Linked DNA regions of Homo sapiens: all the other regions are linked to region 1. Evidence: chromatin contacts called from ENCODE Hi-C or POLR2A ChIA-PET data. All regions are on one chromosome and are shown on one strand. The core of a region is the stretch at or near the end of the contact, and the rest is flanking DNA. Distances in the headings are between cores, read along the strand shown. Region 1 has its middle 39 kb from the start of GGTLC1. Region 2 holds the start of ABHD12 (abhydrolase domain containing 12, lysophospholipase). Region 3 holds the start of ENTPD6 (ectonucleoside triphosphate diphosphohydrolase 6).

The links. A loop is a pair of places that touch in the nucleus more often than their neighbours do. ChIA-PET counts read pairs that join two places held with the same protein, here RNA polymerase II (POLR2A). Pooled maps may share reads with other maps.
Region 2: a loop to region 1 is called in a map of CD8-positive, alpha-beta T cell, with 7 times the contacts of the local background. The contact joins the promoter of ABHD12 here to the enhancer-like site in region 1. A Hi-C loop is called at or near these places in 2 of 168 maps with a recorded cell type or tissue (CD8-positive, alpha-beta T cell and naive thymus-derived CD4-positive, alpha-beta T cell) and 5 of 50 pooled maps.
Region 3: a loop to region 1 is called in a map of CD4-positive, alpha-beta memory T cell, with 8 times the contacts of the local background. The contact joins the promoter of ENTPD6 here to the enhancer-like site in region 1. A Hi-C loop is called at or near these places in 1 of 168 maps with a recorded cell type or tissue (CD4-positive, alpha-beta memory T cell) and 6 of 50 pooled maps. POLR2A ChIA-PET finds 5 or more read pairs at or near these places in 2 of 52 experiments (CD4-positive, alpha-beta memory T cell and activated B cell).

Annotation. Positions count from the first base shown.
Region 1 is chr20:24,025,859-24,028,995 of GRCh38, reverse strand. No RefSeq gene overlaps it. Among named protein-coding and RNA genes, the nearest start is that of GGTLC1, 39 kb to the right of the region's middle. Within about 2 kb of position 1,560, at least 13 of the 41 ENCODE cell types and tissues checked have a DNase peak (open chromatin) inside an H3K27ac peak, as active enhancers do; they include CD8-positive, alpha-beta T cell, where a contact is called at or near this core.
Region 2 is chr20:25,389,309-25,392,445 of GRCh38, reverse strand. ABHD12 (abhydrolase domain containing 12, lysophospholipase) reads left to right here and starts at 1,611. Exons shown (of 13, transcript NM_001042472.3): 1 at 1,611-1,933. The coding sequence starts at 1,743. RefSeq lists silencers at 1,482-1,901, 1,942-1,991, 2,032-2,191, 2,362-2,521.
Region 3 is chr20:25,193,827-25,196,963 of GRCh38, reverse strand. ENTPD6 (ectonucleoside triphosphate diphosphohydrolase 6) reads right to left here and starts at 1,252. Exons shown (of 15, transcript NM_001247.5): 1 at 1,097-1,252. LOC101926889 (a long non-coding RNA gene) reads left to right here and starts at 72. Exons shown (of 6, transcript NR_109994.1): 1 at 72-341. RefSeq lists enhancers at 107-256, 637-706, 1,557-1,796 and a silencer at 997-1,416.

The DNA of each region.
Region 1 (3,137 bases), core at 311-2,810:
TTTTTAAAGTCATAAACTTTTTATCAGCCTATGCAGGATATTATTCTAAAATTTATTGTAGGCCGGGCGTGGTGGCTCACGCCTGTGATCTTAGTACTTTGAGAGGCTGAGGCAGGTGGATCACCTGAGGTCAGGAGTTCAAGACGAGTATGGTCAACATGGTGAAAACCCGTCTCTACTAAAGATACAAAAAATTAGCCAGTCATGGTGGCGGGCGCCTATAATCCCAGCTACTCGGGAGGCTGAGGCAGGAGAATCACTTGAACCAGGGAGGCAGAAATTGCAGTGAGCTGAGGTCATGCCATTGCACCCCAGCCTGGGCAACAAGAATGGAACTCCATCTCAAAAAATAAAATATAAATAAATAAATAATAAAAATAAAATTTATTGTAATAATTAAAAATTTGATAGAAAGCATTAGCCAAGACAATAAGCCAATCCATCAACCTCAAGAAAGCCAGGCAAAATCTTTCGAATTTCTTTAATACACTTGTCATGATGATATTGGGGAAGCCTGGCTTGAAATCCAAGTGGCCTTCTCCAATTCTTAGCCCTGTCACTTTTTACCAGGGTTTGAGCTTTGATAGTTTGCTTAACATAACTGGGTCTTGATTTCATGGAGAAAATGCTACATGTTAGATAGAGGTTTCATGGGAATAAATTGAAATACTGCATGCATGACACCCAAGGGGCATCCGACACAGAGAAAATACCTGAAGCTTAGTCCTCTCCCCAACCCCTCTCCTCCCTGTACTTTGCTTTATGGTATTGAGTCCTGAGTTTATCTCTGTGAAACACTGTTGCAAATAGACTTCTAATTCCAGATGGTTGCCTAAACTCAAGAAATCCTATTCTTTTGTTCCAAAAAGTTATAATGCTTTAGATATATCAAAAAAGAAAAATAGCCCATAGCCCAGCTACGATGAGTAGGAACACTCAATATTGTAACGATAAGCTCCTCAAATGCAATCACAACCAAAACCCCAACAAGCTTTCCATTGTGTATGTGGTTGTAGGTTTCTAAAACTTAATGGATGAGTAAAGTAAGGTTGGAAAAGACAGTCCTGAAAAAGAAATAGAAAGTAGAGAGAGTTACTACACCAGATACTATTAAGCTGCAGTAATGAAGACTACAGAGGTATTTGTTCAGGACTGATGAGCTGATGATGGAGCAGAAGGAAGCCCAAAACAGGCTCACACAAATAGATGCACTGCAGGCCCCTGGGGGAGGAAAGGACTGCTTCGTAGGTGGAGGTAGACAATCAGTGATCTGTATAGAAAAGTGAAATAGAATACCATCACTGCAGACGCAAAAATGAAAGGAAGGAAAAGGTATGGTAGATTATCCTGTGCTAAGAAATAGCTGGAAAATCTTACTGATGTGGCACAGCAAAATGTATTTCTTGTTCATGCCACTTTTGCTTTGGCTCCCAGAACTCTCCAGGGCCACCTTCTCGGGGCTGCAGCCCATCACTCCAGGAGGTGCTGATCTTGTGGCAGCTCCACGTCAACACATGCTTCCCCAGATGTGGCAGCCATGGGCGTGAGCACAGGAAATCACGCGCTGACTCGTAAACACTTCCTGGAACTGACACATGTACCCTTTTACTTGTTTCACTGGCCAGAGTAATTTACAAGAGCTTCCTGTCTGAAAATCAACTACTGCTACACACAGCAACAAGGACTGATCATAGAAACACTTTGTTAAGGGAGGAAAAATAAGAAATAGGTCCCTGGAGAAACATACTTTAATAGTATTTCAATATATTTTTAAAATTTAAAATAAATATTACTTAAACATACATATATGAAGGTTAGACTTATGTATTCAAAAAAGAGAACGGCGAAACCAAAATTCAGAGAGATGCTGACCTCTGTGGCTGGAGTGAGGGGAGATGCACACAGGTGGAGATGAGCTATTGGAATTGTTCCAGTCCTCAAGGAAGCTCTGCTCAATGAGGCGGAGGAAAGGCGACAATTCCAAGGGGAACAGCCAAAGCCGACAAAAGTAACATATTTTGCAGGAAATTGAGATAATTCAAAAGAGATCATTTTCAAAGCTCCAAAACATCATCACAAGTATTTGAGAAACTATATCCTTAAGACAAGGACAGGCTGCGGGGAAAGAATCAAGGACAAGAAAATATTCTTGGTAGTTAAAATTAGTATTTCTGAAGTTCAAATAAAATTATTGGTAAGGCTGAAAGACAAAGCCCTCTAGGACTATAAATAAAAAAGTAAAGATGATGGAAAATGGGAGAAAATATTTGGAAATCCCAATTCAAAATATTCAAAAACCATAAACACTGAAGTATAAATACAGGGACCGATAAATGTCCCAAGAATTAAAGGAGGGCACTCATCACACATTTTCCAGAGTATGTGTGTTGCCTGGAATGGTGTGGCCTCTAAGTCTACAGACTCAGCTGCTCATTTCAACAATATTTTGTTTTACTACCACTTGGATACATTATTTCTGTTCTATTTCTTCTGTTCTCATCTTCGTGAAACCTGATCAGTGCATTTATGGGTCTGTCTCTGATATTTTATAATATCTACCTGAATTTCTATTTATCTTTTAACTTTTTTTTTCAGTTGATACATATTAGCTGTACGTATTTATCTGTTAACTGATTTTATGGAGTAATGATATTTGTGATTTATTGAGCATCTTAGAGAACTGTGTGTTTACATTCATTCTCCTTTGGTTAATTTCACTTCTGATGTATGTTTTTATTTGATTTTGCGTTCATTGTTTTTTTTGTTGTTGTTGTTTGCAATATGTATGCACAGATCATTTCAGCTTGTTTCTCGTTGCTGAACAGGGACAGAGGAAGCACGGTGGTATGGAGAGAGGGCGAGAGGGGTGGGCTAGGAGCTCACTCTACCTGGTCTTTTTCATTCGTGTGTGGGAAGACAAACATCAGTATACAAACACCTGCCTGGGAGTCAGCAGTGCCATTTCCACCAGCTTACCCACCTTGGGGAGTGCATCGCTCCTCAATTTGCCAATATAGACACTGATAAGGCCTCAAGCTTGTTAGTTTCATGTTCTGTCCTTTTTCCCCTTCAATCATCTCCGTGGGCAGGGAGGTGAAGTCTGAATCCACAGCAGTGGCATTCTGCTATAGTTCTTC
Region 2 (3,137 bases), core at 362-2,861, 1.4 Mb before region 1:
CTCAATCTCCTGACCTCGTGATCCGCCCGCCTCGGCCTCCCAAAGTGCTGGGCTCACAGGCGTGAGACACCTCGCCCAGCCTTTTTTTTTTTTTTTTTTTTAAACAGAGTCTTGCTCTGTCACCCAGGCTTGTGCCACCACACCCGGCTAATTTTTGTATTTTTAGTAGAGACGGAGTTTCACCATGCTGGCCAGGCTGATCTGGCCTCCATCTCCTGTGCTTAAATGATCCACCCACCTCCGCCTCCCAAAGTGCTGAGATTACAGGCATGAGCCACTGAGCTCGGCCCATAATGTTTTTAAAAAGTATATCTGGAGATATTGACACAATTATGAATGCAGGCTGTAACACTTAGTAATATGGTCAATAAATTATTTTGCAATTTCAAAGTATCATTACAAAACTAATTTAAAAAGCAGCCGGGCGCGGTGGCTCATGCCTGTAATCCCAGCACTTTGGGAGGCCGAGGCGGGCGGATCACGGGATCGAGAGATCGAGACCATCCTGGCTACACAGTGAAACCCTGTCTCTACTAAAAATACAAAAAAATTAGCCGGGCATGGTAGCCGGCGCCTGTAGTCCCAGCTACTTGGGAGGCTGAGGCAGGAGACTGGCGTGAACCTGGGAGGCGGAGTTTGCAGTGAGCCGAGATCGCGCCACTGCACTCCAGCCTGGGCGAGAGCGAGACTCCGTCTCAAAAAAAAAAAAAAAAAAAAAGAAAAAACTAATATAAAAAGCTGTTGAATTTCTAAACGCATTTCCAATTGACCTTTATCAATTGCCAATAGTTTTCAAAGTGACAAATGCTGAAATTTCTAACGTTACTTTGGAATAAGCAAATATCTCTCTTTGTTATAGATCATCTGTAAAACTAATGCCATATTGAAGAAAGCCAAAGTTATAAAACTAAATTTGTGAAACAGCCCTTTATTCTTTCCTTTTCTCTTTCTAGGATGGGTTGAATTAGTACTAAATTTGGGTTTCATAAGGGCGAATTTATCTTTGAAATGGATTTTCCTCCCATCAGGTAGTCTTAATTGCTTTATAAAAATCTAAAATCTAACACAGGTTTTTAAAAAGTAAATTTTTCAAGCAGTTCATTTCCTGATGTTCGGCCCAAAAGTAAACACTGAGTATATACATTTACTTCAAATTAAAAACTGACGACCGGAAAGCATACTTTTAAAGGTAATGTCCTTGTGGAAAAAGAATTAAGAATCACGAGAACGGAACTGCTATTTGCTACCTCTGGTTTTCCGTTCACAGAAGCACGAGGAGCCCAGCGCTGCGGCTCTGCCTCGCTGGGCCACCCCTTTCGGGCACGACCGGGAGCGGGTGCTCCTCACACCGAGCGCCCGGGCGAGCACAGCTGCAGCCTGCGGATGGAGCCCAGAGCCCTGCCCTGCAGATGACGCGCCGCTGCAGCTTCGCCCACCCTCCCACAAAATGGCTGCGGGTGGCGCCAGGGATGCTGGGCGCGCGCTCCTTGGAACTAGAGAGGAGGTGGCCGGGGCGGGGCCGGGGGAGGGGGGTAGGGCAGAGCCGGCGGGAGCCCGGCGCTGATTGGCCGGCCTGGCTGGCGGGCCCCCGCCGCTGGTTCGTAGCCGGCGCAGCGGCCTGGGCTGGGATGTGAGGAGCGGCGGGTTCCGGGCTCCGGGCTCTGGGTGGCGGCGGCTGTGAGCGGCGGCACTGCGGCGCAGGCCAGCGGGCGCCGTCGGCGGCTGGCCCTGTCGGCCGCGGGATGAGGAAGCGGACCGAGCCCGTCGCCTTGGAGCATGAGCGCTGCGCCGCCGCGGGCTCGTCCTCCTCCGGCTCGGCCGCCGCGGCGCTGGACGCCGACTGCCGCCTGAAGCAGAACCTACGCCTGACGGGCCCGGCGGCGGCTGAGCCGCGCTGCGCAGCCGACGCGGGAATGAAGCGGGCGCTGGGCAGGTGAGGCTTCGCGCGGAGCGGGGGGGGGGGGGGGGCCGGTCCCTCACTTTGCGCAGGTGCGTCCCGCAGGGGGCCGCGGTACCTCCCAGCCCCTCCCAGAGTGGCCGTCCGCCCGATCCGCGGCCGCCCCCGTCCGCGCCTGTGTCCCGCATTTGGCCCGCGGCAGCCCCACCCCCGCTCCCTTCCCCAGGCACCGCGGCGGGAGCGCCCTGCCCTGCCGCTGACCCCCTGTGTCCTGCTCCGGCCCTCTCGCCAGGCACTCCTGGCCTAGCCTTGCACCCCGACCCTTTCCCGGGGAAGCCGGGGGGACCCTTACGCTGGGGGCTTGGCGCCGCCCGAAGTCATGACCCCGCGTGGGAGAGCAGGGTAGGGGGTGGGGAGTCCTTGGAAGATCCCTGGACGCCAGGCACAGCAGAGGCGGGAGGCAGAGGGGCCGGCGCCAGACCCTGAGAGCGCTGGGGCCCACTCGGACCTCCTCCTCCTGCTCTGCATCAGGCCCCACACCGAGCGCCCGGGCGGGCGCCCCTCGGGCTGGGCTGCGTGCGCGGAGCCTTACTGGCGCCTTGGGCCCTCGGCGGCTCTCCCCGGTAACTAGGGTCGGGGGCGTGCGTCGCTCAGAACTCGGGGACCTTTGGGGAAGGGCTCAGTGGGCGGCGGGGTGCTAGGGGAAGGAGGGACTCGGAGCATCGCAGCCGTCGGAGGGAAACCTGCCCTTCGCTCTGCTGGTGATGGTTCGTGGTACTTGAAATCTGTCCGCACAAGTTCGCCTCCTTGGGAATCATCTCGCAGTCCTGAGTCGTTTGGTTATTGGCGTTCAATAACCTTTGGGTTATTGGGTAGAAGATGAATGCGTTTATATAAAGCCACTTTCAAAACTGAGATGGGAACGTGTTTCATAGGGACAGATTTCTCCTCCCATCTGCTGGTTTCCTAATTATCTGGCTGTTGTAGAACGTAGCATTCCTGACAGCTTTGAAGCCTTGCTACTTCGTGGTGGTTTGAAGAAGTTACTATATGATGATCTCAGGCGTTGTAGCAGAGGCACTTCTTTTTTGACCATCTGGAATGCCCTTAGTTGACGCTGGCCACTTGAGTGTAAAATATGCGTATCGCTCCTAAGGAAAAGTAGAATTTCAACTTCATTGCTTAAAAAAATCATGAAATTAAACTATAGACACTTCTAAGTCGATGGTTTGACAGAAGG
Region 3 (3,137 bases), core at 3-2,502, 1.2 Mb before region 1:
GGAGGGGAGGCGCTTCCAGATCTCCTGACACAAAGGGCTGCCCACCTCCCTGGTCCTTTACCCGAACCTTCAGGAGGCAGACGACACACACACTAGCCAGCCACTCTCTCCAAGGCAAGGGGAGGGGGACAAAAAGCAATTTTGAGATTTGTACAGTGCTTGCCAGGTCCTTCAAAAATGACTACCGGCCGCCCATGGCTCTTGCACAGCGGGTGGGAGGAAGAGTCCTTGTAATCCACCTCTCCCAAGGAACTCCTGCGCGAGGTTTCAGATTCCCCGCCTGCAGGCTATGGCTGACTTCCCCGTATCCTGTGTGACGTGGGATGTGTGGCTTCGCGCAGGTAAGGCTGGAATACAGGTGCCTGGAGGGACACCCAGAGCTGCCCAGGCACTTCCCGGCGGCTGCTTCCTTTGCACTTTGCACTTACAGGTGCACTTATAATAAAAACACCCTCCCTTCCACGCTCCCCTGGGCCCTCCCATCTCTCCTTCCTCTTCCACGCTCTCCTGGCTGTTGAATGTTTTCCACTGAAGGAGTCTAGTCTGTCCACCTAGGGGGCTCTCCCTCCCTCGGTCCAGGGCATTCGCGGCTCACAGGTCAGCTCGGGCAGAACCGCCCTGACCACCTATGAGCTCCTCGGGACACCACCCCAATGCCAGGGTGAATCGTCCTTACACCCTCAGTCCTGTCCGAGCGGCCTGATCCTACCTGTTTCCCAGAAACTGCTACGCGAAGCTTCCCCGCCGGGCTCATCCAGGGCGGAGGGGTCTGTCCCTGACGCAGACTGGGGGCGGGTCCGCAAAAGCGGGCTGAATGAATGAACGCAGCAGGGCTGGGGCCCCCTGGGGCTACAGGCCCCTGCTATTTGGCCCGCCCTGTGGCCCAAAACACTGGACTTGCCCCCCACCGGTCAGCGGAGCCCAGACATCCAGGGAGCCCTAATGGAGCCTGGACAGGAAGGCAGCAGGAGGTGGGACCCGGGGTGCGAGTGACCCCGAGGCCGTCCTCCGGAGCGCAGCGCGCCCGCGTGGGGGAGGCCCGCCTACAGTCGGTGATCCCCGGCCGCCCCCGCCAGCGCCCCGGCCCGCCGCTTACCATGCACCGCGCGCTCCGCCACACCCACGGAGACGAGTGCCCTTTTCCGGGGAGCAGGCGGCAGCCGGTCTTTTGGGCTCCCCCGCCCCGGCCGGCGCCACCCCGGCCTCCACCCGCGGGATACGACCCCACGATTCCCTAGGGCCTGGGCTCCGCCCCATGCACGTGGCGTCACAGGCTGGGCGGGGGGGCGCACCCAGCCGCGCATGCGCAGGCGGGAGAGGAGGTGGGGGTCGGGGGACCCAGTTGCGCAGGCGCGGGCGGAGTATGGGTGCTCAGCTGCGTAGGCGCGATGGCCTTCTTTTCTTTCTGCAGGTGGCCTTGCGGTTTTCTCCAGTCCACAGCCGGGCTGGCGTCGGCCCAGAGAGGGGGGCTCGGCAGTCTGGTTCCCCGAGCGTCTCATGGCGGGCCCTCGCCAGATTCAAGGGGTTCCCTTGGCCAGTTTCCTTACGGCGCGGCGGAGCTGGCCCTCGTCGTCCCTGGTAGGGGGCAGCCTCACAGCCTGGACCGGCCTGTGCAATTTCCCCCATCCCTCCACGTCTACATTTTATTTTTTTCTTTTTCTTTTTTTAGGACAATGCATGATGGAAATGCAGCCACATCATAGCAGGCAGGTTCATGAAATCTGCCCTCCTCCCACCGTTTCTTGACCCCATTTTCTTATTTTTTTTTTTAACAGGTTCTCACCCAGGCTGGAGTGCAGTGATGTGGTCTCAGCTCACTGCAACCTCTGCCTCCCGGGTTCAAGCGATTCTGTTGCCTCAGCTTCCTGAGTAGCTGGGATTACAGGTGTGCGCCACCACGCCTGGCTAATTTTTGTACCTTTAGTAGTGACGAGGTTTCGCCCTGTTGGTCAGGCTGGTCTCGAACTCCTGACCTAAGGTGATCCGCCTGCCTCGGCCTCCCAAAGTGCTGGGTCTATAGGCATAAGCCACCACACCCGGCCCTTGACCCCATTTTCTGTCTTCCTAGAAATCACCAAGGTTGCAACTCCTGACTGTCCTGGCTCACAGGCTCCAGCTTACTTAAGGACCCCACGGTGGGGGCTGCCCACTTGCACACCTATGCTAGGCGCCCTCATTCCCGCAAGGGCCAGAGCCCCTTCCCGGCCCATGGCGTCTGGCCAAGGAGGTGTGGGTGCGCCCCAGCCAGGCCTGGTCCTAGAGGACGGCCCCACCTGCGCACTGGGGCATCTGGGAGAGCTATTAGTGGAAGAAGCCCAGGTTCCTGAAGCACCAAGTGGGCAAGAGTTTATTTTCAGGATGGGACGCTTTTGAGGGTGAATAAGTGCTAGCTGTATGGGATGCGGGGACAGTACACAGGCCCGGCCTGGCAGCCGGGCAATGCGGTGCCTGTTGGAAGGTCGCCCACAAGCACCTGGTTGGACACTGCCACTGAGATTTGGTTATTACAGAGGTTAGCCTATGCGGGCCTTCACTGATGGACCTTGAAGTGTTTCCCAGTTGCTTTGGGTTAGGAATAATGTGACTGGATCCCGTGGATTGTCTTTGTGCATGCATGTGGGTATATCTGTCAGAAATATTCTTAGAGGTGGAATTGGCTATGGTGGGATATGTCCTTTAAAATAATATATTAGCCAAACGTGGCTAAATTGCCCCCCTTAGACACTGTACTAATTTACACTCTGGCAAATAATGTGTAAGACTGTGGGTTTCCACACATCTTCACCAGTGGGGTCTTTCCAAACTTTTGGATCTTTCCCAATCCAATAATGACAAAACTATATCTCATGGTTTTAATTTACACTTCCTAGTATTTTGAGATCCTGTCGTGAAGTGGTGATGGCCCTGTTTCTGCCTGCTGCACTTGGCAACATGTGTTATCACTTCCTTTCTTTTCACCACTTTTTACTCTTAGAGTTTCTAGAATTTGTGAAAGTAAAATCTTTTTGCTGGCATGGGCTTTTGTGTGTATTATACACTGCTTGGAAAGGTCTTGCACCACATCTTCCCTTCGTAGATTGTTTCTCAATGTTTAATACTCAGCTCAAATGTCACCTCCTCAGACCATTTTATCTAGA